3 separate regions of the Homo sapiens genome follow, and regions 1 and 3 are each linked to region 2. A link is a loop called in an ENCODE intact Hi-C map of the cell type or tissue named here. Cell type or tissue: GM12878. All regions are shown on one strand. Region 1 overlaps PEX5L (peroxisomal biogenesis factor 5 like). Region 2 overlaps PEX5L (peroxisomal biogenesis factor 5 like). Region 3 has its middle 84 kb from the start of LINC02053.

Evidence for each region. Peaks named below come from ENCODE experiments on the same cell type or tissue, not always from the same donor. Only the 100,000 strongest peaks of a DNase experiment are listed, where the experiment ranks them.
Region 1: a loop joins it to region 2, with 4 times the contacts of the local background. A loop is called at or near these places in 2 of 110 quality-filtered maps.
Region 3: it touches region 2 in a loop (6-fold over the local background); 2 of 110 quality-filtered maps call a loop at or near these places.

Annotation. Positions count from the first base shown.
Region 1 is chr3:179,878,313-179,886,312 of GRCh38, forward strand. PEX5L (peroxisomal biogenesis factor 5 like) reads right to left here. Exons shown (of 15, transcript NM_016559.3): 5 at 1,617-1,811. Among named protein-coding and RNA genes, the nearest start is that of PEX5L-AS2, 16 kb to the right of the region's middle. RefSeq lists an enhancer at 4,897-4,956. In GM12878, a CTCF peak has its summit at 4,973; DNase peaks (open chromatin) are centred at 4,189, 5,049 and 7,899; H3K27ac peaks cover 1,588 bases.
Region 2 is chr3:179,808,621-179,816,620 of GRCh38, forward strand. PEX5L (peroxisomal biogenesis factor 5 like) reads right to left here. Exons shown (of 15, transcript NM_016559.3): 10 at 7,241-7,384; 11 at 3,181-3,251; 12 at 851-1,048. Among named protein-coding and RNA genes, the nearest start is that of PEX5L-AS2, 86 kb to the right of the region's middle. RefSeq lists an enhancer at 2,992-3,041. In GM12878, a CTCF peak has its summit at 3,182 (motif pointing right); a DNase peak (open chromatin) is centred at 3,211.
Region 3 is chr3:180,325,944-180,333,943 of GRCh38, forward strand. No RefSeq gene overlaps it. Among named protein-coding and RNA genes, the nearest start is that of LINC02053, 84 kb to the right of the region's middle. RefSeq lists an enhancer at 3,323-3,382. In GM12878, a CTCF peak has its summit at 3,398; DNase peaks (open chromatin) are centred at 3,408, 4,681 and 6,908; H3K27ac peaks cover 3,127 bases.

The sequences.
Region 1 (8,000 bases), 70 kb after region 2:
ACTATTGGATCTCTGTACTGGTCTCCTTGCCTCTATTCCTTTCTCAATAAATCCACCAGAGAAGGATTTTTCTAAAATAGGAACTGTTGCTGTCATTCCTCTTAGCAGAACCCTTCAAACATCATCTCTCCTCCCCCAGTCTTCAGTGCATGACATCCAAGGATTCCTATGATCTCACCACTAGTGATTTTCAGTCTTTTTCTCTCACTATTCTACCATCCTTGAGTACTACTGAAATACGTATATTTACTTAAAAAGACATCTTTCCATGTTTATCTATTTGTGTGTGAATACCTTTCCTTTCTGCACCAGGGATACCCTGCTCTGTTCTCCCCACCTTTCTCCTGATCTATCTTGAATCTGGCAAATTCCTATGCATTCCTCAAACCTCAGCTCACATAGTACCTCTTGTAAGACACCTTCTCCCACTGGCTGGAGCAATGGCATGATGTGGAGGCTCATGTAGTAACTGATGTGGGTTTTCTTTCATTGCTACATATAGTTAATATTTTATTATAATCATTTAATCATTTTTCTATCTCCCTACTAGACTGTAAATTTGCTAAGGCACAGAGAGCTTATATTATTTATCTTTGTATTCCTAGCACATAGTTTGTGCTGGGAATATGGTAGATACTCAGAGAAATGTTTGCTGAACAAATGAATAAATTAATTCATGACCATTTAACATGTACATATCATAATAATAAGTGATTTCATATATTCCCATTTATTCCTCACAGCCTTATGGATAAGCTATGAATATGATCTCCTTATGAATGTATATACAATATTCACCTCCCCACACATATACATACACACACAGCAGTCAGTCACAGCCAGGGAAGATTCATGTTCCTCTTGGCTTTCTAAGATACCTGTCACTGTTCTTTCTCTTGAGAAAGGAGAGCTTAATGTGTCTGATTCCAGGAGCTGAGAATTAAGCTGTCCTTTCTCAGAGGAGGTAGAATACAGTGGAAAACATATGGGCTTTGAGGTTGACTAGAACTAGGCTCAAATTTCAACTGTTCTTCTTATAAACTGTGAGATCTTGGGCAAATTGCTTAAATTTTGAAACTTGGTTCCTCAGATGTTTCAAAGAGTTGTGATAATTTAATGAGATAATATATGTAAGTAATGTACTGTGGTTCCTAGGCATTGTAACCCACCATCAAATGGTAGCTGTTATTATTGTATGGCATGTATTCCCAAACACGTTTGTGACATACTGTTTCATCTGGCTGCCCCTGGGCCTTGCATTAGAGTTCGTTACTCACAAGTCCCTCTTTCTCATCCTGGACTGAGTGCTCCTACAGAGCAAGATGCACATTTTATCTTTATTTGTAACTTTAGTGCCTAACCTGGCACCCAGCACCTATCTATAACTCAATATTTGTGGGTCGAATAAATAAATGAATCAATCAGTTATGCAAAGTTGAGCTCCCCAATTGCTGTACAGTTCAAGCTCAAAAGAAGCTATGTCCTGTCCAGTTTCCACCATGGAATGCCTTTTCTACTCCTTTGTTCTCTGTTTAATGCCATTGGTGGAAATTTCCTCTTGTATCCACATCAGCAGAGCAAGGTTGAGCATCCATAGCCGCAAGCGATTGCCTTACCTAGATCTAAGGATGAAGTCTCCGGGACTCTGAGAGGCTGGCCTCTCTGCTCAGCATCCGTGCTGATGAGGTCAGATCCATCGGCCTTTTTCTTGAGGGATGAGGTTTTTGATGAGGGCTCTGACTTCTTGGCTTTGGTTTGGGTTTGAGAGACTGGTTCACTCAGGTCGAGGAGATCTAAGCCAGTGGTCAATACTACCAGAAATGGAAGAGGTTAAGATAAGCCCATTTACTACTCTGAAATTATTTAAAATAGGTTTCAGTTGGGTACAGAAAGATTTTATGTTTGTAGGATAGGTTAGAATAAAATTACGTTAGCTCATCATTGATTTATAGAGACAGCTTGTTAGACTGGGATGTTTGCTGCATGTTATTCTTATAGTTGGTATGGCACAAATTGGTAAGAAAGGACTTAGACCAGCCTCAGCAATGATGAAGCTTTGAATGAAATTAAAATGATCAAACTGAATCTGAGTTCAGGTGCTATTTACTTTATTGCTTTGCTTTATTTATACTGAAGGTTATTTTAGATTGCAATTTCCCAGAGAGGAGTCAATCTACCATATTCAGAGATTTAGTGAAGGTTTTGAATGTCTTTGTGTTTTAATTTTAAACAATAAAGTATATGGGGTATAAAGCAATGCTGTTAATCATCTTTTATTTAATTAAGCAGTTCAATCAGAAAATGGCATCCTGTTTGGGTTCACCCAAGAGAGGTATTTTATAATCCATAGTTGATGAATAGGTACACATGTTAATGCCTTTGCTGTTTAGTATGCAAATTTGAATTTCAATGTAACTAACTATAAAACTGTTACACTTTTACTTCCTAGCAGGTTGATTACATTGCATTAAATACTCTAATGAAAGCAGAAATAATAACTTGTTCAAATGCAAATAAGGCAAATGAGAATTAAAAAAGCAAGTTTTATAACCTTAGCTTCTTCCTTCTTTTACAGTGCACGTAACCAGTGTTTGACTAGCTCATTGTGAGAGATAGAAAATTCAAATTGGAGAAGGTCCCTACAGCTCTACCTTTCCACCAGTCCCTGCTGTTTCACTGGCCCTGGCACTGCACTGGAGAGACTAGCTTCTGAGCAAGATCGGTGGCTCCCTGGCCTGGAATCTCTTCACCCAGCTCACGTAGGAAAGCCACAGAAAGACAAAGAAACCACTTGCATTAACCCTTTGTGGCAGTCTACAACAATGACTGCAGCACTCCTCTTTAATCTCCAAGCTTTTCCTCTAGGTGGGGGATGGATTTTTGCTGATGTCTCAATACTCTTCTGTCTGCTTCTCCCTTGTACTCAAGGCAGGGGCCGGGCTCCATTGAACTCACAACCTGGATTTCTTTAGTAGTGCATGGGCTTCATGAGTTAACCATTCCTATGGGATCTTTAGGATGGTGTGTCAAACTTTACTCTTAATAATCTTGCTTTCTGATTCCAATTCCAAGTCACAGTGGTTGGATGTTGTTGGTGAAGTGGAAACATCTGGCTCTGTCACGGCTTAGTGTGTGACTTGAAGTAAGTTTCTTGATCTCTCTGAGTTTCAGTTTCCTCATTTGAAAATGGGGAATTAATTGTCTTTTAGGGATAAGATGAGGATTAAATGATCTAATGTATGTAAAGTGCCAGGCATACAATAGGTACTCAATAAATGTGATTTCCATTCTTTTACAGCCAATTTGTGATTTTTTCTATCCTTTTTGTTGTTGTTGTTGATGTTCTCCTATTTTCACTGCTCCTTTTTATTTGAGACAAGAATCAGATCCATACACTGACAGAAAGAGAAAATGCTACTGGGAATAAAACTGAAGATGAGACAAAGATATTGGTTCTACAGAGGATCCTATGAAGTAAATTTATCATAAAGTGGCCTGAAAGTGTCAGCTTATCTCAACAGAATCTTCCTGAGGCAATAGGAACCACTTCCCAATGCTAAGATGCCCTGAGATACGAGGGATGTTTTGGGGCTAGGAAGTACTTGAACGTGGAGGGAAAGAAGTGACATTCAGAACTAAGCTGCCTGGCTTTATGTCTAAAATGTAAGCATGGCAGACAGCCAAAATAGGCTAGAATGCCTCACATTTTATATCCACTGAATGGTCAAATAGAAATTTCCAGACCACTATTATGTTGGCAAGGAGTCTAGGCCCAATGTGATGTCCTTATAATGGAGGAAAGGAAATTGATGGCATAATATAGAATGCCATATACATCTTTTTACTAATTGTACAAACAATTAAGAGTTAGTCACTTGCTCCTAGACTTTTAGAAGCAAATTATAAAATTGTCTACTTGAACATAGGAAGTACATTTGTTATGGAATAACAGCTGGCAAGTACTAATTTAATTCTATATCTTCTTCTCACATTCAGAATAAATGAATTACTAAAAGGGTGAACTGTGAATTCAAACTTGGCTCAGTAAGGTTCTTTCCCCCTCCAAAGTGTCCTGGGCAATTCCTGTATTTGTTCTGAGCTCTTTGTCCCTTTGTTCTTTTTCTTGCAAATGTGAAACAAATGCTTGGCACACACAGAAAGCCTAATTGGTTACCCAGCTGATGAAGGAGGTGGCTTGGAGGTCGAATGGCCAGCTTTGAAGCTGGGAAAGTCCCTGCAGAGTACGTTTTCAAAAGGAGAGAAGGGTGGGTGTAGCCTTTCACTCTCTGGAGAAAGACAAATCACATTTTAGCATGTGTGTGTCCTTTAGCTAAGATTTAAAAGTAAGAATCTTATTGCTCCACACAAAGACAGCCCTGGTATGGTAGGTGGTGTCTGCTCTGCTGATTTCTTAAATCCTATTTTAAAGATCCTTCAGGCACATGAAGTTTTGGGTTTCAGTATCTGTGTGCTTAAATTAAGAGCACCAACCGGTGAGGTGTGTTGGCTCATGTTTGTAATCCCAGTGCTTTGGGAGGCCAAGGCAGGAGGATCGCTCGAAGCCAGGAGTTTGAGACCAGCCTAGGCAATATAACAAGATTCAGTCACTACAAAACAATTAAAAAAATTAAAAAAAATTAGCCAGGAGTGATGGCTATCACCTGTAGTCTCAGCTACTCGGGAGACTAGGTGGGAGGACTGCTTTAGCCCAGAAGTTTGAGCCAGCCTGGGTGACAGAGTAAGACCCTGTCTCTAAAAAAAAGGAGCACAAAGGAACAAAGGATAATCTCCTCTTACAATGAACGTGAAAAGTGTGTGCGTGTGTGTATGCACATGTGTGTGTATGCGTGTGATAGTGTAGATCTAATAAAATACCTTCAGGGTGTAATCTTATTGTCACATATGCAGACTTTTCTCATGGACCACATGTCAGTCACCACTCACAGCTTCATAGGCTGTGGGATCCCACTGCCCAGAGGATGTCGCTGACTTCACTTCTATTTGCTGTAGCAGGGGGATTTCCAGCTCAGTTGCTTCTGAGCAGGCTATGTTTTGCCAGTCACCCTTGTAGCACTTTGTCCTGTCTTCTTCACTTTAGTTCAGCTAATCTATTTTGGTGTCCTGATGTTCCGTGAATATTGTGCATAAAATAAGGCAGCACAGGACAGTGGTTAAGACTGTCTGAGTTTGACTGAGTGCAGTGGCTCATGCCTGTAATCCCAGCACTTTGGGAGGCTGAGGCAGGCGGATCACCTGAGGTCGGGAGTTCAAGGCCAGCCTGACCAAAATGGAGAAACCCCGTCTCTACTAAAAATACAAAATTAGCCGGGCGTGGTGGCACATGCCTGTAATCTCAGCTACTCTGGAGGCTGAGGCAGGAGAAATTGCTTGACCCTGGGAGGCGGAGGTTGCGGTGAGCCAAGATCATGCCATTGCACTCCAGCTTGGGCAACAAGAGCAAAACTCCGTCTCAAAAAAAAATGTCTCTCTGAACCTTAACTCTGCCCACTAAAATAAGGATAAAACTATAAAGTATTGGATGAAGTGCTTATCTACAGCTCTTGGAACAGCACTATAAGCATAGTCATGATGCAAATAAATATTTATCGCTACTAGAAGATTCTACTGAAAGCATTCATGCTTGACACAAACTGTAGATATATGAGGTTGGAAATGATTACAAAAACTATTTATTGAAAATATACAATATGGTAAGTGCTTATGAGTGTTTCCTTACTTAGTCTACATAACATTTCTGTGAAAAAGGTATTCTAATTTTACATATGAGAAACTTGAGGCTTGGCAATATTAAGTAACTTGTCCAAAATCACACAGCTGGTGTGGTAGAAAAACGCCCCCCTCTAATATGGCCACATTCTAATCCCCAGAACCTGTAAATATGTTACCTTGACATGTCACATGGCAAAAGGGACTTTGCAGATGTAATTAAGGATTTGGAGACTGAAAGATTAATCTGGATGATCCCTGTGGGCCCAATGTAATCACAAGAGCTCTTATAAAGTGCAGTTAGGGGGGTCAGAGCCAGAGAAGGACATGGAGACCAATGTGAGAGAGAGAGCTGCTGCTTTTGAAGATGGAGCAAGGAGTCATAAGCCACCAAATTGTAGGTGCCCTCTAGAAGCTGGAAAAAGCAAGGAAGTGAATTCTGTCCTGGAGCCTCCAGAAGTAATGTAGTTCTATTGACATCTTGATTTTAGGATAATAAATTTGTGTTGTTTTAAGCCATTAGATTTGTGGTAATTGTTACGGTGACAATAGAAAACTAATATAACTGGTATGTCAGTGTTTACACCAGGATTCAAATACAGGATACAGGTCTCATCTCTCCATAGCCTGTGTTCTTGCACAGTCCTCTCTAGACTTTATCTAAACCTTAAGGCAGGGTGCTGACTTTATTGATAAGGCTTTGATTCATTTGTTTGTTTAGCTTCTAATTATTTGGCAGTTTGGATAGTCCAAGGAATGATTTAAATAGTTGGCAGTCTCAAAAACTTTTGTTCTTCAGATAATCTAATAGAACTGGGTGGAAAAAAATTATAATTTAGAACTTCTATGAGGCAAAAGATACGTTCTTTTAGGGTTCATAGAGAAAAAAAATCACTGACCGACCTCCAGAAGAGGTAAATATTTCCTAAATTTTTTTTATTTTGTATTGATTTATATAAAAACTAGATTTCTTACGAATTAAAAATATATAATATTTTTGCCTTGAGATATACGCTTAATATTAAAAACACTTATCAAATAAGAGTCTTTCTTCAGGATAAAAATCTGTGTGAACCAGGTGCACTGAATAATGGAGGTGGGAAAAAATAAATCCCCAGTCTCAGAACACTATTTTTCCAGACCCCCTACGTTGGAGAGTATTATGGATTGAGTGGTCTATGTAGAAGTCCTAACACTGAGTACTCAGAATATTACCTTATTTGGAAACAGTTTCATTCGAGATATAATTAAACATGAGGTCATATTAGAATAGGGTGGGCCCCTACTTTAATAGGACTGGTGTCCTTATAAAAAGGGGAAATTTGGGCCAGGCGCGGTGGTTCACGCCTGTAATTCCAGCACCTTGGGAGGCCAAAGTGGGCAGATCACAAGGTCAGGAGATTGAGACCATCCTGGCTAACACAGTGAAACCCTGTCTCTACTAAAGATACAAAAAATCAGCCAGTCGTGGTGGCAGGTGCCTATAGTCCCAGCTACTTGGGAGGCTGATGCAAGAAAATCGCTTGAACCCAGGAGGCGGAGGTTGCAGTGAGCCGAGATCGTGCCACTGCACTCCAGCCTGGGTGACAGAGCGAGACTCCGTCTCAGAAAAAAAAAAAAAAGCGGGGGGTGGAAATTTGGACACAGAGACAGACATGCACACTGGGAAGCACACATGCAGAGAAAACACCACATGAATATTGGAGTTATGCTGCCATAAACCAAGGCAGTACCAGAAATTAGAAGAGAGGCCTGGAATAGATCCTCACTAAGCACGTTCATGGGGTGCATGGCCCACCTGAAAGCATGATTTTGGGCTTCTAGCCCTCAGAACTGAGATGGTAAGTTTCCATTGTTGAATCAACTCAGTGGGTGGTACTTTGTCACAGCAGCCCTAGGACTAATACAGAGGGCAACATTGTAGATATTGGGATTGCAAGAAATTACACATTCTTTTGATTTTTTTCCTACAGTATTTCACAGGTCTCTCTTCCATATGTTAGAACAATCAAGCTGAAAAGAAGCTTTTGAATCAAATCTTATATTGCTCTCTCAGGGTGGATCCTTTCTAAGTGACTTAGTTTTCCCATCAGTGAGAATTGGAGCATGAAGAGGAAGTTTGCAGTGCATACAATTCTCACTGATTCACCTGCAATTGGACATACAAGGTTATCTGTATTTTCCTGGGGTAGTTCTCGAGTTTTGAAGGGGCCAGCTCTTGTTTCACGGATCAGAGGAATGAACCTCATCTGATAGTATGTGAACTTGTTTAA
Region 2 (8,000 bases):
CATGAACTATTTTGTTGTACACGGATACAGACTGTGCTAAGTAAGGTCTTCACGAGGCGAGTTCTGTTGACTCTATGAGTGCCAATGTGGAAAACCCCACAGCTAAGTTTCCCAAGGCCTCAGTGAATAAGGATTTAACATAAGGATTTATTGCTGATAGAAAACAAAATTTCTAGGCCGGGCGTGGTGGCTCACGCCTGTAATCCCAGCACTTTGGGAGGCCGAGGCGGGCGGATCACGAGGTCAGGGAATCAAGACCATCCTGGCTAAGGTGAAACCCCGTCTCTACTAAAAATACAAAAAATTAGCCGGGCGTGTTGGCGGGCCCTTGTAGTCCCAGCTGCTCGGGAGGCTGAGGCAGGAGAATGGCGTGAACCCGGGAGGCGGAGCTTGCAGTGAGCCGAGATTGTGCCACTGCACTCCAGCCTGGGCGACAGAGTGAGATTCCGCCTCAAAAAAAAAAAAAAAAAAAAAAAAAAAGAAAACAAAATTTCTAGAAGACGAGACTTTCATTTTCCCCATTCCTAATTCTCAGGCTGGATAAAACTTGGAGCATTGGTATTTATTATACTTCACCTTGGGTGAATTCTGTGTCCAAAGCATTTGACTTTAAAATGTGGCACTCAGATAAATGTCTGTGAGTGCCCACAATGTAGATCATGTGCCCGAAGGTTGGCCCTGGTCTAAGCATTAATCTTTCTAACGAGTGATGCTCCTCCAGCAGAATACTGTCCTGCAAACCATTCTGGAGTGGGTGGTGTCTAGGGTGTGAGGCTCATTAGTTGCCCTTTAGGTGATTCATTGTATATATGGGTGTTTACTGCCAGCTGTAATATAACGAGAAGGATACCTATCAACTGGGGACTTAGACATCCGCCGGGTGAGGCCTGGAGATCCCTTCTTGCTTTTCACAAGGTATTTGTACTTTGGATTTTGCTTAATCCAATTCTTCAGAGCGTCACAGGCATCCTGCTGATGGCCAGTGTTAGTATAACTCACAGCCAAGGCCATCAAAGCTTTTAAGTTGTTGGGCTGTAATTCTAAGCACCTGAAAAAAAAAAAGAAGCCAATTTCAGATTTTTTTTTGAGCCACAATCTAACAGTTCTTCAGAAAATGTGGGGGGTCTTTATTAACTAAATACTGCAAAAGCATTGGTAAGCTTGCTTATGTCAAGTTCCTGGAAAGCACCATATTTATCCACATAAAAATGGAGACCTCAGCATATTTTTAAGAAAGTTAAAACTTACCCTAATGATTGCTAGGTTTGGTAATTTTAATAAGTAGCTTTAAAACTATGTGGCTTATCCCTGCACATGATTTATTAGTGCTTAATCTAATGAGATCTCATGAGAAATAGGGGATATCATTATTTTAATGCTGCTTTTTTTTTTTTTTTTTTTTTTTTTTTTTTAGACAGAGTCTCACTCTGTCACTGAAGCTGGAGTGCAGTGGTGTGATCTTGGCTCACTGCAACCTCTGCCACCTGGACTCAAGCGATTTTCCTGCCTCAGCGTCCGAATAGCTGGGATTACAGATGCCCACCACACCCAGCTAATTTTGTATTTTTAGTAGAGACAGGGTTTCCATGTTGGCCAGGCTGGTCTCAAACTCCTGACCTCAAGTGACCCGCCTGTCTCAGCCTCCCAAAATGCTGGGATTACAGGTGTAAGCCACCACACCTGGCCTCTACTACCAATATATTAAATATCTATTATCCCCAAAGAGAACTGACTTGAATGTAGACATCTAGATATGAAAGATTTTACAGTCTTTTGCAAAGGAGAGGGAAATTCCTGTGTTTTCAGAACTACTGATGTGGGTTTACAGGAGACACAGGCTAAAGCTACTCCCCCTCATTCTATTCCACTGGCCTCTAGCAAGGGATTTTCAAACTGAAGTGCATGTGAATCATCTGGGGTGTCTTATAAAATCTTCATTCTCATCCAGTAGGTCTACTGGGGTGGGCCTGGGATTGTGCAGGTTTGACAAGTTCTCAGGTGATGATGAGGTCTCTGGATAAGACTCTGAGGAGCAAGCCCTAGGCAGGACATAATACCACTCTGTGGTGGGCCTAATCTCCCAGATTATCAGCACTGGGTAGAGAGGTTCTTAATTCTGGATGCACATTACAAACACCTGGGAGTTTTAAAACTATTGCTGCTTGGTTCCCAGCCCTGATCAATTAAATGATCATCTCTGGGCTGTGCTTGGGCATTATTTTTCCCCTCCAAACGATTCTAATGTGCATGTGTATACAGGGTTAAGAACCACTGACTCAGAGCTCCAGATGTGGAGTTGGGAGATGAGGGTTCAAGTTCTGTCTCTGTTACATACTCTCTGTGTGACCTTGACCTTTCCTGATCCCCAATTCTCTCATCTGTAGGAAAAGGCTCTGAACGCAGGGCCACACCCCAGGCACCGTTACTTCATCAAATACCAACAGAATCTTGAAATCTAGGATTCCAAGATTGTAAAGCCCTAGAATTGCAAGAGTCTAGAATTCTTACAATCTGATATTCCAAAGCTATAGGATTTATACACATACATTATGTATGTACATTCATATAAACACCATACATATAACATATGGAATGTATGTGTGTGTGTGTGTGTGTGTGTGTGTGTGCATATGTATACGCACACATATATATTCTCTTCCTATAGCACTATATTAAAGGCACTCAAAATAAAAGGTAGGGAAAGTGGAAGTCTATTTGGCAGAGGCTACTTTTCCAGGGTTTAAATAGGAGCTCTAGTCAAGTAGGGTGTAATATTACACACACCCACTGTTCCCATCCCTCCTGCTCCAACGTCATCCAGACCATTAGTCAGTACTCCACTTATTTTTTTTGAAGAATATTTTCAGATGTTTCAGAAGGCTAAAACGTTAAAAGGAACTATTTATTCAATGAGTCTACTTTATGACTGGGTTTAACACAGGCTTTCTCTGGTGCCAGTGAATGTCCATTGATTTGTAGATAGTAAGACATTGTTAGGAACATGACTTCATTCTAAGTTGTTTTTCAGAGCTAAGTGTGAGTGATATGCGGTATCTCAGCACTTATCCTTTACAAATTCTTTACACTGTACTTCAGTAAAGATCAAAAGACAAATCTGAAACAGGAAGTTCATTAACAAGTATCCACCAGGCCCATGATTTTGCACTTAGCTTCCTTTACCTCTGGAGGGCGACAATAGCTGCTTGTTCATTTTCATTCTCCGCCTGGGTTATCCCGAGGAACTGCCATGCCTACGAAAGACAACTGATGTTAACATTGCAAGATGAAGCAGAATTACTCATGTGCTTCAGTTGGTTTGTTGACCTGTGATGGATCCCCTATGCAGAGCAAGCTGTCTCATATGTGAGCGCTATATAAAAGGGAAAAATATTGTATGCATTTCTTCATTCAAACTCTCTTGTGACACCTGGCTCAAGATCCTCTGTCATTATTTCCAAATTCGTTCAGTATTTATCCTTTCCTATAACCCAGTGCGATGGAAACCTCTGAATTTCTGAGATTTCGTTATATTAGGTATCTTAAAACCAAAGGATAAATATATAAAATTATACGATTGTGAGGAAAAGGGGTGGAAATATAACCCAGAAATGTAGCTAAATGAAATTTACAATAAGGAATCTCAAGATGTACAATATTAACTTAGCTTGTATGAATGAAAGTCACTTACTAGAAGAATTCACAGGAGATTTAGGAACTAGGAAAAGCAAAACAAACAAAATCTCCCATGATGTGTTCATTCCTCTAAGGTAATCACTGTTAAAATGCACAAAACATATAACACAATCATAATGTAGACATAATTTTATAGTCTACATTTATACATTTCATCGTACCTTAAGCCCTTTTTCATGTTTTTACAAAATCCTTGTAATTTTTAATTTGGATTTTGTTGAATGGCTATTCCATTATTTACTCAACAATTCCCTTATTGCTTTAAGTTGGTTGCAATTGTTTGCTATTGTAAATAATATGAAGAACATCTTCAAGCAGATAGCTTATGTTTTTATATCTAGAATTAAAGTTTTTAACACAGCAAATTTTTCTCTGTATACTCATAAGAACAATAACTCTCACACTGTTATAAGAGTAATACACACAAGCAGAAACCTCTCATTACACACATTGTCTTCAAATTTGCTGGGGGTGGAGGTATATTAGGGTCTTAAGGTTTAAAAATGTTTGGGGAGTGTGTAACTCTCCTTCCCAAGGCTGGGAGAGTTACACACTCCCCAAAGACTCTTACACACTCCCCAAACATCATTTTAGATTATACCGTTTTAAAACAAAACTCTATGAAAGCACAGTTATCTTAAAGTGCCATTTGAATGGTTTTGGCTTTTCCTCTCATGGGTTATAATTACATATACCTTATAAACTCATAAAAATACTGATTATTCCTCCCTCCAAATATCCTTGATTCTTTTAAATCTCTTAAACATACAGACAGCAACCTCTATTTTGATTTCACCTTTCATATATCTTAGAATGCTTCTTAAGAAAAGATTGATGAAATAGTCTTTCTCTGGGGACGTTTTTCTAGCCTTTGGCCATGGTGTCATTTTCACTGTCTGCAGTGTTATTACTTTAACTTTGAGGTCTCCATAGGTTCAGAAGCCCTGGGTCCTTGTCTGGAATTTGTTAGTTACCACAGGCCCTCATTTTCTTATTTATGAATCTGAGATCGTAATATGTCCTTAAAAAAATCTTCCAGGGCTGTTGTGTCAAATAATGTAATATATTTGAAAACGCCTTGTAAAATACATAGCATTTATGTAAGATGACATTATTATTTTTAGGGGGTGGCCTATAGTTTCATATTAGTGTAATAATTTCCTCTTCTACAACGAGAATATATCTTTCATTTTATTTATTTTTGAGACAGGGTCTTGCTCTGTCACTGAGGCTGGAGTGCAGTGGCACGATCTCGGCTCACTGCAACCTCCGCCTCCTGGTTCAAGTGATTCTCCCACCTCAGCCTCCCGAGTAGCTGGGATTACAGGCATGAGCCATCCCACTCAACTAATTTTTTTTTTTTTTTTTTTTTTTGAGACGGAGTCCCGCTGTTTAGCCCAGGCCGGACTGCGGATTGCAGTGGCGCAATCTCGGCTCACTGCAAGCTCCGCCTCCCGGGTTCACGCCATTCTCCTGCCTCAGCCTCCCGAGTAGCTGGGACTACAGGCGCCCGCCACCGCGCCCGGCTAATTTTTTGTATTTTTAGTAGAGGCGGGGTTTCACCTTGTTAGCCAGGATGGTCTCGATCTCCTGACCTCATGATCCACCCGCCTCGGCCTCCCAAAGTGCTGGGATTACAGGCGTGAGCCACCGCGCCCGGCCATTTTTTTTTTTTTTTTGTATTTTTACTAGAGACGGGGTTTCCCCACGTTGGCCAAGCTGGTCTCGAACTCCTGGCTTGAACTGATCCTCCCGCCTTAGCCTCCCAAAGTGCTGAGATTACAGGCATGAGGCACCACGCTTGGCCTATCTTTTAAAAATTCTAATATTTTGGTTCAGAATTTCAGCTTTCAGTTCAACCCCATTTCACTGTAAGCCTTTTGAACAAGATATTACAAGATTTAAGTAGTGATCAGTTTACTCATTCTTCCTACATAAAGTACAACCAATAATAAAAATGAAGGCTAAATATTGATGTGCCAGGCACTGAGCTGAGCACTTTATTTGTGTGCACTAATTTAATCCTTGCAACACCCAATGAGATAGTTACTATTAGGATTTCCATGTTACAGATGAGGAAACTGAAACTTAGAGGGTTTAACTGATTTGCCCCAGGTCCCATGGCTAACAGGTAGAACAGGGATCTGAACCTATGCAGTTGGGATAGCACAGCCTAGATGCTTAACCACTATTCTACATTGCATTCTCAGCACCAGTATATATACCGGTCGCTACAATTTCTGCAGATTCCCTTGGGAATATTCTTTATATGATGATTCCTGAAAATTACAAATGAAAGAAGAAACCATTATATTGACACTATCTTATGATAGGCCTTCACAGGTTTAGGAATCTAGGGGATTAGGACTGCAGAAGCTTTTTGGTGGTCTCCCAGCCTCTGTCTCTAATCACTCTTCTCATCTCGGAGAAAGGGGTTTTTCTAACATGCAATCTGTTGGTATGTCTCTCCTGAGTACAGGCCCCTAGTGGTTTCCCATGGCTTTCAGATGAATTTCAAATTCTTGCCTATCTCTTCTTGCCTTCCCTCTACCATTCTCTCCTCCCCTCTTCCTCTTAACAGGATGCTTCATGCCCCTCTGCCTACCCACATAGCGCTCTCTTGTAACAAAAACTTGACTCCCCTATTGCCTTTAATTCCTGCCCCCACCCTGGCTTCACTTGTGCAGAAAGGCTGGATGCTTTCTAGTCTCTCAGCATCCTGTGCACACTCTGACATTGCATTTATTACACTACATTGATGTTTTTACTTGTTTTCCCAGATAGACCATAAAGATGTTTTCCACCTGATATGTTTTCTCAGCTTTTAATAGTTTAAGCCAGGACCTGGTCTAATTTTTGGAACATAGTATGTGTTCAATAAATGTGGCGTGAGTAAACCAAGGGTGATGTACAGTGTGACACAAGAGCCAGACATCACTATATACTGTCCCTTGAAAACTACCGCTATATACTGTCCCTTGAAATCTACCGCTGGGCGCGGTGGCTCATGCCTGTAATCCCAGCACTTTGGGAGGCCAAGGCCGGTGGATCACTTGAGGTCAGGAGTTCGAGACCAGCCTGACCAACATGGTGAAACTCTGTCTCTACTAGAAATACAAAAATTAGCTGGGCGTGGTGACAGGCACCTGTAATCTCAGCTACTAGGGATGGTGAGGCAGGGGAATCGCTTGAACCTGGGAGGCGGAGGTTGCAGTGAGCAGAGATTGCGCCATTTCACACCAGCCTGGTTGACAGAGCAAGACTTGTCTCAAAAAAAGAAAACTACTGATAAGCCTTCAGGTTGGTAATTTTGATTTTTCTTTTCCTGCCCCCAATCTTTATTTATAGGCACTGTAAACACTGCCAATTAGAAATTTGGTTAGAAAACGGGTACTTATTTGTAACTTTTAAACAAGTAGACTAAGCTAGGTTAACTCCTCTGGGAACCTTTACTTGATGAAAAGCTGACCCAGCAGAGTTCTGTGTTATCTGTCCCTTGTTAGCACATGCCCTTTCTGAGTCTGGCAGAATGAAGGGAGAATGACACCTCTGCATCTCCAGGGTCCTGAAGAATTGCTGCTTCCATGAACAGGATGGTGACTGGCAGATCCCCTTCCTTCAGCCTTTTTAAGCCTTCTTCAAATGCTCCAGGCCAGTCCTTGAAGGGGTTTTCAGTGTGAAAGTAATATCCCTGCAACACAGAAAAAGGCCAGTGCATGAGCCATTGATTTCTCTTCTCATTCTCACATTCAATAAGTTCTCATTAAAAAGTCAGGAAACAACAGATGCTGGAGAGAATGTGGAGAAACAGGAACACTTTTACACTGTTGGTGGGAGTGTAAATTAGTTCAGCCATTGTGGAAGACAGTGTGGTGATTCCTCAAGGATCTAGAACCAGAAATATCATTTGGCCCAGCAATCCCATTACTGAGTATATACCCAAAGGATCATTCTACTATAAAGACAAATGCACACATATGTTTACTGCAGCACTATTCACAATAGCAAAGACTTGGAACCAAACCAAATGCCCATCAATGATAGACTGGATAAAGAAAATGTGGCACATATACACCATGGAATACTATACAGCCATAAAAAGGATGAGTTCATGTCCTTTTCAGGGACATGGATGAAGCTGGAAACCATCATTCTCAGCAAACTAACATAGGAACAGAAAACCAAACACCGCATGTTCTCACTCATAAGTGGGAGTTGAACAATGAGAACACGTGGACACAGGGAGGGGAACATCACACACTGGGGCCTGTTGAGGGGTCGGGGGCTAGGGGAGGGATAGCAACAGG
Region 3 (8,000 bases), 520 kb after region 2:
TCCTTGCCTGAATAAGCCATATATATGCTTTTAAACAAAAGTATGAAATTACCCATATTGTCTCAGTGAATCTGCTGGTGGACTCCCAATTGACAAGACTGAGCAATAAAAAAAATTTTCTTTCGTTTGAGTGATAGCTGTGACTCACCCCACCCCACTTTCTTGTTTCTGGTCCATCTGATGAGATGGATGCTTTGAGGCTTCTGAGAAGCCAGACCCTGGAGGCAACATGCTGCAGTCACACCCTGTTGAGTGAAGAGCACTGCAAGACAGGCCAGGCTCATGGCTTGGAAGACAAACCCCACACGCACTTAAGAGGACGAAAACAAACCCCATAGGAAGGCCCTCTCCTCCTCCTCTTAGGTAGTATTTATTTTCAGCACCTGTTTGATGTAGTTTTTAAACCTCTACCTATTGTACTGTTGTGACTCACTGGCCATTGTTTGATTTTTTTACGAAAAAAATCTTTGTTATAGAAATCAGCATACCATTTTTTTTTAAATCTGGAGAGAAGATATTCTGGTGACTGAAAGTATGGTCAGGTGTCAGATATAAATGTGCAAATGCCTTCTTGCTGCCCTGTCAGTCTCAGTACATTCACTTTATAGCTGCTGGCAATATTGAAGGTTCCTTTTTTGTTTGTATAAACTCTAATTTCTATCAAGGTGTCATGGATTTTTAAAATTAGTATTTCATTACAAATGTCTCAGCATTGGTTAACTAATTTTTGGCAGGACCATTATTGATCAAGCAAATAAATTCAACAGCCACTTGGGAAAAAGAAAAAGAAAAAAAAAAACAGATATTCATCACAAATCTCATTGTTAGCATAAACTCTCTGGCGTGGTTCAAGGTCTCCTGTATATAAAGACACTCTTATCAGACAAGATAGTCCAAAGCCTCAGAGTTTATCTTCCAGGAACCAGTTGAGGGACAGTGTTTTCTTTAAAATGTGAAGGGTTGGAGTACCACAAGCCTGCTGACTTAACCCCTTTAATGCCTCCATTGTGTCATGATATTTAACTGTCCAACCATATTTTATGATCCTTGGGTATCAGTGTAGAGCATGGCTGACACTGATTTTTTATTTTTATTTTTAGTTATTATGCAATATATATTTGAGTTAATTTTTATTTTTAGTTATTTTTAGTTATGCAATATATGAGTTATTTGCATTATTATGTGTCTTCTATTCATCATACGTCATATACTAAATACATTGTTCAACTTTTGTTATAGTTTTTCTCTGCAGAGTAACATAAAGAATATCAATTCTTGGCCAAATTCTCATCTGTGTTACAGTGACATATTTTCATAGATATTTCATCTAAGATTGTGCAGCTAGAGCTATAGAGTGACATTTTTGAAGAGAAAGTGGGGATATGAAATATGTACAATGCCCATTTGCACTGTGAAACTAGAAAAAATAAATTTGAAACCTCAGCTGTTTCTGAGGCCTGATGAGTCCCCCAACTATTTTGAATAAATTAACTTATTAGGTTGAATGTTGCATCTGTTTTGTGTCAAGTGGAAATGTGTAAAACAAAAAACTCACTCCCATTTTAAGCAGCCAATTAATATTTTTAAAGTAAGAAGAAACCCAGAATGAGCAGTTTTGTAGATATAAATATACAATACACCTTGACTATCAAACCAGTATCAAAGCTGAAGAGCGTCTGGAGTGAAGAGCAGACTAGTGTCATGATACAAGCATGGGACTCAGTGTCAGGACTCCTGCTATGGCAGGGACGATGTTGTGTGTTCACATCTGTAGGAAGAAGACCACATTTTCCCTGCTGTCCTGATAGTTAAGAATTTTTTTTTTTTTGAGATGGAGTCTCACTCTGTCGTCCAGGCTGGAGTGCAATGGTGCAGTCTCGGCTCACAGCAACCTCCATCTCCCAGGTTCAAGCAATTCTCATGCCTCAGCCTCCCAAAGTAGCTGGGATTACAGGTGTGTGCCACCATGCCCACTAATTTTTGTAGAGACAGGGTTTCACCATGTTGGCCAGGCTGATCTTGAACTCCTGACCTCAGGTGATCCACCCACCTCAGCCTCCCAAAGTGCTGGGATTACAGGTGTGAGCCACTGTGCCCACCCAAGATCATTTGGTTAATTCTTTCCAGTAGAAGCTAATGCATCACTTCCATCTGAGGCAGTTTAAAGCAGGTGGAGAATAAATACCCATGTTCCATAGGGTAGGACTGCCTGACCCCTACTAGACTTCATAAAGAAACAAACAAACCTTTGTTGTATTAAAGCCACCGAGATGTCAGGCTGTTTGTTACTGCAGCCTGGCTTATCCTAGCCTGGCTGTTGTACCTGGGTCATACCTCCAACTCTCCTGTTAGCGGTATAACCAAAGGCACGATACTTTGGCTCTTTAGCTTTTAGTTTACTGAAATTAAAAATGCAGTTTAGGCTAGTTCTCTGTACATTTCCTCTTAACTATAAACGCTCATGCAGTTGGTTAAAAGCAGGAGCCCTGTAGGTTTTTTTCCAGGATATGTCGCTTATTGTCTGTGATGTTAACCTCAATTTTCCTTATCTATAAAGTAAGGATATTAATACCCGATACAGAGCATCATTTTTAAAATTACACACAAATTACATTTTCCTGGCATATTAAAAGAGTTCTAAAAGCGAAAAATAATTATATCCATGATAATAAGTATGCTGTTAAAAAAAGTTCACAGATGAACCATAAATTTTGTTTTCTAAACATCCTTGACTCAACAATGGCATTGCTAATTGAAGTAAGTGCCTATTTACATCTCTCATTCTTAAACTTTTTCCTAACAAAGAAAAGGTAAAAAAGTTGGCCCTTACATTATGGTCCTGCAGTCTTGTTTGTGACAACAAAACATAATAAAACATAGTTCACCATAGTTCATGAAACTCTCAGAGCATGAAGCAAAAAGCAAAGAGTGCTCTGCGAAGGTGTTCCATAGTGTCAGCACTGACTTTGATGATAAGGAAAGAAAGAAAAAAAAAAAGTGTTATATTTCCCCAGAGTGCTACTCCCAACTGTGAGACAAAGTCATTTTGAATTTCCTTGAATCTGTATCTAAAAGTGCCTGTTTTCTATCTGAAGAGGATGCTTATTGTATCTTTGAGGCAAACAGATAAATATTTACATAAAAATTGTGTATTACAACTACTTTCAAAAACATTTGAATGATGAATAGACAGTGTGCAAGGTGATCTGTGGTCTACTGGGCATTGTTGCCAGCCCCTCTCCACACTGCCTCTACATCACAGTAAAAAGTCAGAAAAGTCAGAACTGTGTTTCCCAGAATCCTGAACCATCTGAGTAAAATTCTGATGAAGAGAAGCACTACGGCTTATTTGGAAGGTGAAAGGGAAGAAGCCAGTAGTCTCTAGTGGCAGCATGAGCAGATGCAGGAAGCTAGCAGAGGCCTCTGGACAAACTTCTGAGAATCATTCACTATGAGACCCCAGTGGACATACTTATTCATATCTATTTTTCAAACTGAAACTTGACGAATATAGGTGGTATTAGTAATATAGGGAAGTACCTAAGATTTTCCTAGTACTATTTACAACAGTAGATTAGGAATAAAAAAATTAAAACCTATTAAAAGATCAGCAAATTTTTTAATCGTTCTCTTAAAATGTATTTCAAATTGTACTCAAGAACTTTTATTACAATTTAATTCTCTTTCAATGATATATGACATTCTTTATCTTTCTTTCTCTTTAAGCCTAGTGTTATTTTTGTACTATTATAAAATCTCATAAAATGAAACTGGAAATAATGAATACCCACCAACAGGAAATTTAAATTATCTTTTACAATTGTATTTGACCTGTCTTTACAGATTCTTAAAGGTCCTTTAGTAGAGATGGGATATCATAGAGACTAATTTTTCGAGTATTTTCCCAAGGTCCCTTAGATCTTCGAATTAAATCAAGAAACATGTATTGAGCACCTATATTATCTGTGTACTCTAGAAACTTAAAATGCAGTTGGCAAGACAAATACAATCAAAGAAATGTAGGAAACAATAACATAGATTTAACTAATACTTTAAGGCAACAGTAGACGAAGTGTTGCAAAGTAATGGATGATTCATTGCTCACATTATTTACCAAAAGACTCAGAGAAGCTGTATAATCCTCCCATGAACACTTCCCCAGCCTTAATATCATCAGCTCTAAATATCTGATGGCCTATTTTTAAAAATTCTGTTCAGTATTTTGGCACAGGATACCAAAGCCCATCATGCTGGAAGATGCAAAGGCTTATAGCATAATTGTTAGTTAATGACATAATCAATTTTTTCTTGCCCAGCTTTCCTCCCTTTCCGCACCTTTTTCATTAAGGTGAACTGCAGGATCTCCAGTTCTTATTTAGTTGTTAATTACAGGCAAAGAAAGGACAGGAAGGAAACCTCAGTTATAAACATAGAAGGAAATTAATTTGATTACATTAGTTTGAGTGTCTTATAGTTCATGAGAAACCATGACTGAGGAGCCATTCTAAAAATTATCTTCAGCTGGTGTGAGATGTTACTAGGAAAGGTCTCCAGGCTTGACAATGAGCTATATATCAATGACAAATTAAGTCAAGATTGTTCAAGACCCAGAAACCACCTACCTGTTAATATCCTCTTTTGTGGTTAATTCCTCTTTTACCTTTCATGCTTCTATTTTGGACTTTGGTGGTGAGCCTTGACTTTATGGACAAAACTTCACCCATTAGTGGACTGCGGACACCACTCTCATTACATCATAGTCTGAGAGAAAGGGTCAAATTAAAAGAGGAGGAAAATAAAGAAGGCTGCAAAATCTGCTCTGGTTACACCAACTCACTTGACCTCCCTTTTTCCATATACTCAAGGCATTTTTTATCTATTATCTATCATATATCTATTTATCTCTTTTAAACCTTAATGATAGGAAGTATGCTTATAATTGAGTATAGGACAAGCATGTAAGTCCCTTGAGATCTCCCCAGTTCTGTATTCCTTCCACTTGCTAGTTCTATTCTTAATTTCCAAAATTAATCCAAATTTCAGGAAGGAGGGAATTTAACTCAATGCCAACCCTCTGGGGCTTGCTATCTGGGAAGTAAATAGTTAAAATAGAAGATTTTCAAGTCATTCTCTCCCATCTACAGGACACCTCCAGGGGGAAAAGGACAAAAGCTGACCTGGTCAAATAGCCATGTAAATAAGCTAAGGATAATACCTCATAGCAGACAAAATAATGAGTATTTGCTAACAGCAGTCCTCATCTATAGCAGGATATACCTGCTATAAGACTATTTACGGTAAGCATACCTGGAATCTATGGATTTACAGACATGGGATCCCGGAAAATGTCATATAAAGTATGTAACTGAGTATAAAGTAGAGATGTTTCATGATCCAAACAGCTGTTCCTCCATAAATTTCTTAATTGCATAACTCATTAGAGATCTTATATATTAATCTGGGCCCTGAGCCCATCCTGATGCAGCAAGAAAAGAACCTTGTAAGGTTCACTGACTATTCCAGATTTCTCCTGCTTCACTATGACTCATGATAATTTGTATCCCTGAAATCATGAATAAAGCTTGTTCCTAGGCAAAATCTCAGATTCATGTGGGTCTTTATAACCCAATTCTTTGTATTATGTCACCACCCAATCATACTTATCACTTTTTTAACTGCAGTCTTGGTCCCTCCTTGAAGAAAAATCTTCTACTTAATTCTCAGGATTTAGTCCCTTCTCTATATTCCAGTTCTGCTAACTAGCTCTCCTGTTCTCTGTTGGCTGAAACTCTTAATGAACATGTTGAGGATCTCAGACTGTGTAGGACTAAGGCCTGCATTTTTCATGCCCATCTCTACCAGGGACCTGAGTCTTGTCTTGAGGCCTAGTACAATGACTGTTGACTTTTGTGTCTGTGGAAAGATCTGACTGGCTTGAATTACAGGCTTGGCTCTAAACATAGCATCCATTCCCAGAGTTTGTAGGCTCTGCCCTCTCTTTTGTATCCCAAGTTTTACCCACATCGAATCCCTTATACATTGCATTCTCCAGAGGACTTTGGAGAACTGTGGTGCCACGTTCTGGTGTCTCCTCAACAGCTGTGGATGGCCTTCTCTCTACCTCACTGCTAAGAGTAATTTTAGGTTTGTCCTTTCTTATTCTGCCTCTGCCATGCCCTAATATGGGACACAGACTGTATCTAATCATTAATTAATATCTCACCTCATTCATAAAACACAATACTCAATAATTGTCTGTGCACAGACAGCAGATAAAGAATCCATATAATGACTATAAATTACTTACTTATACTCTGTGTGCATCAGGCACAGTGTAAGAACATTGTTGTACACAATTTTAAATCTTCAACAAATATATTGAAAATGCACCATCATTTTAGTAACGAAGAAAATGAGACTTACAAACATAGTTTTATTCAACTGCATATTGAGAATTCAACAGAAACAAGCAATGATCTGATTTAGGGCATAAAGAAAGATGCTGCAGTGCTCCTGGAGTCCAGCAGCAATAGAGAAAAGAAAAGCATGTGACAGAAATCATGTCATATCAATTTTTTTCCTACTTCATCTAAATTCATTGTGAAGAGCTTCTCACCATTGTTCAAACTGCTTTGTTTTCTCTTCACTTTTTTGTAAGACATAACGAAAAAAATTAATTTAATCATTGGCTACGTGGTTTTCATTTGGAAGGTACAAATTAGACGTCACATAGCTCAAGACCCACCTTAAGAAAATTATTTACATTTATTTACCCTGTAGTCCTTTCAGTAATGGGTTTGCACTTCTACGCATAACCTAATTCATAGGCTACTCAAGTGAGAAGTTTTATTTTTACACTTAGCCACTGAAGAGAGAGCAAACTTGACAGAACTATCTTTAAAAATGAAAATGAAAATGTACTGATCATTAGTCAAACAAAAACATGACCTTTTAAGCAGACAAATGTAGAAATACATCTACCCAAATCCTTCTGGGGCCTTCAGCAACCTCAGAAGATTACTTATGTCCCTAGACAACATATTTTTGCACCAGATCTTAATCCTCTGAATGATCTCTGTCTGTATTTCAGTGCCCAGGAAATACACAGTAGGTGCTTATTAAATGTTTCTTAAAAAATACTTTTCAACTAAATTTAAAACATATCTTTTGCCTGCAGAAGAGGAAAGGAAAAGGGTGGAACAGTCAGAGCAGCAATAAAGGTAAGAAATGAACTCTTATAATTTCTCTTTTATTCTGAGTTCCTGTATCAACTATTAGGAACAATTCATTTATTCAACAAACATTTTTTAATATCTGCTTATGTGTTCAGAGGGCAATAAGAGGTGACAGGACAGACACTGATCTCTGTCCTTTTGAAACTACTGTGTACTGGGGGAAACAGCAAACTATGATGAAGATTGAGAAGGAAAAGTTCTTTTAATTGTGATGTTAGGGTGCCGATTTTAGATCTTTCCCACTTTCTGATGTGGGTTATAAATTTAAGGCTATAAATTTCCCTCTAAACACTGCTTTAGCTGTGTCCCACAGATTCTGGCACGTTGTGTCTTTGTTCTCATTGGTTTCAAAGAACTTATGTATTTCTGCCTTAATTTCAAGGATTATATATCACTCTACTACAAAGACACATGCACACACGTTTATTGCAGCACTGTTTACAATAGCAAAGACTTGGAACCAACCCAAATGCCTATCAATGATATACTGGATAAAGAAAATGTGGCACATATACACCATGGAATACTATGCAGCTATAAAAAATGAGTTCATGTCCTTTGCAAGGACATGGATGAAGCTAGAAACCATCATTCTCAGCAAACTAACACAGGAACAGAAAACCAAACACCGCATGTTCTCACTCATAAGTGGGAGTTGAAAAATGAGAACATACAGACACAGGAAGGGGAACATCACACGCCAGGGCCTGCTGCAGAGTGGGAAGGTAAGGGGAGGGATAGCACTAGGATAAATACCTAATGCAT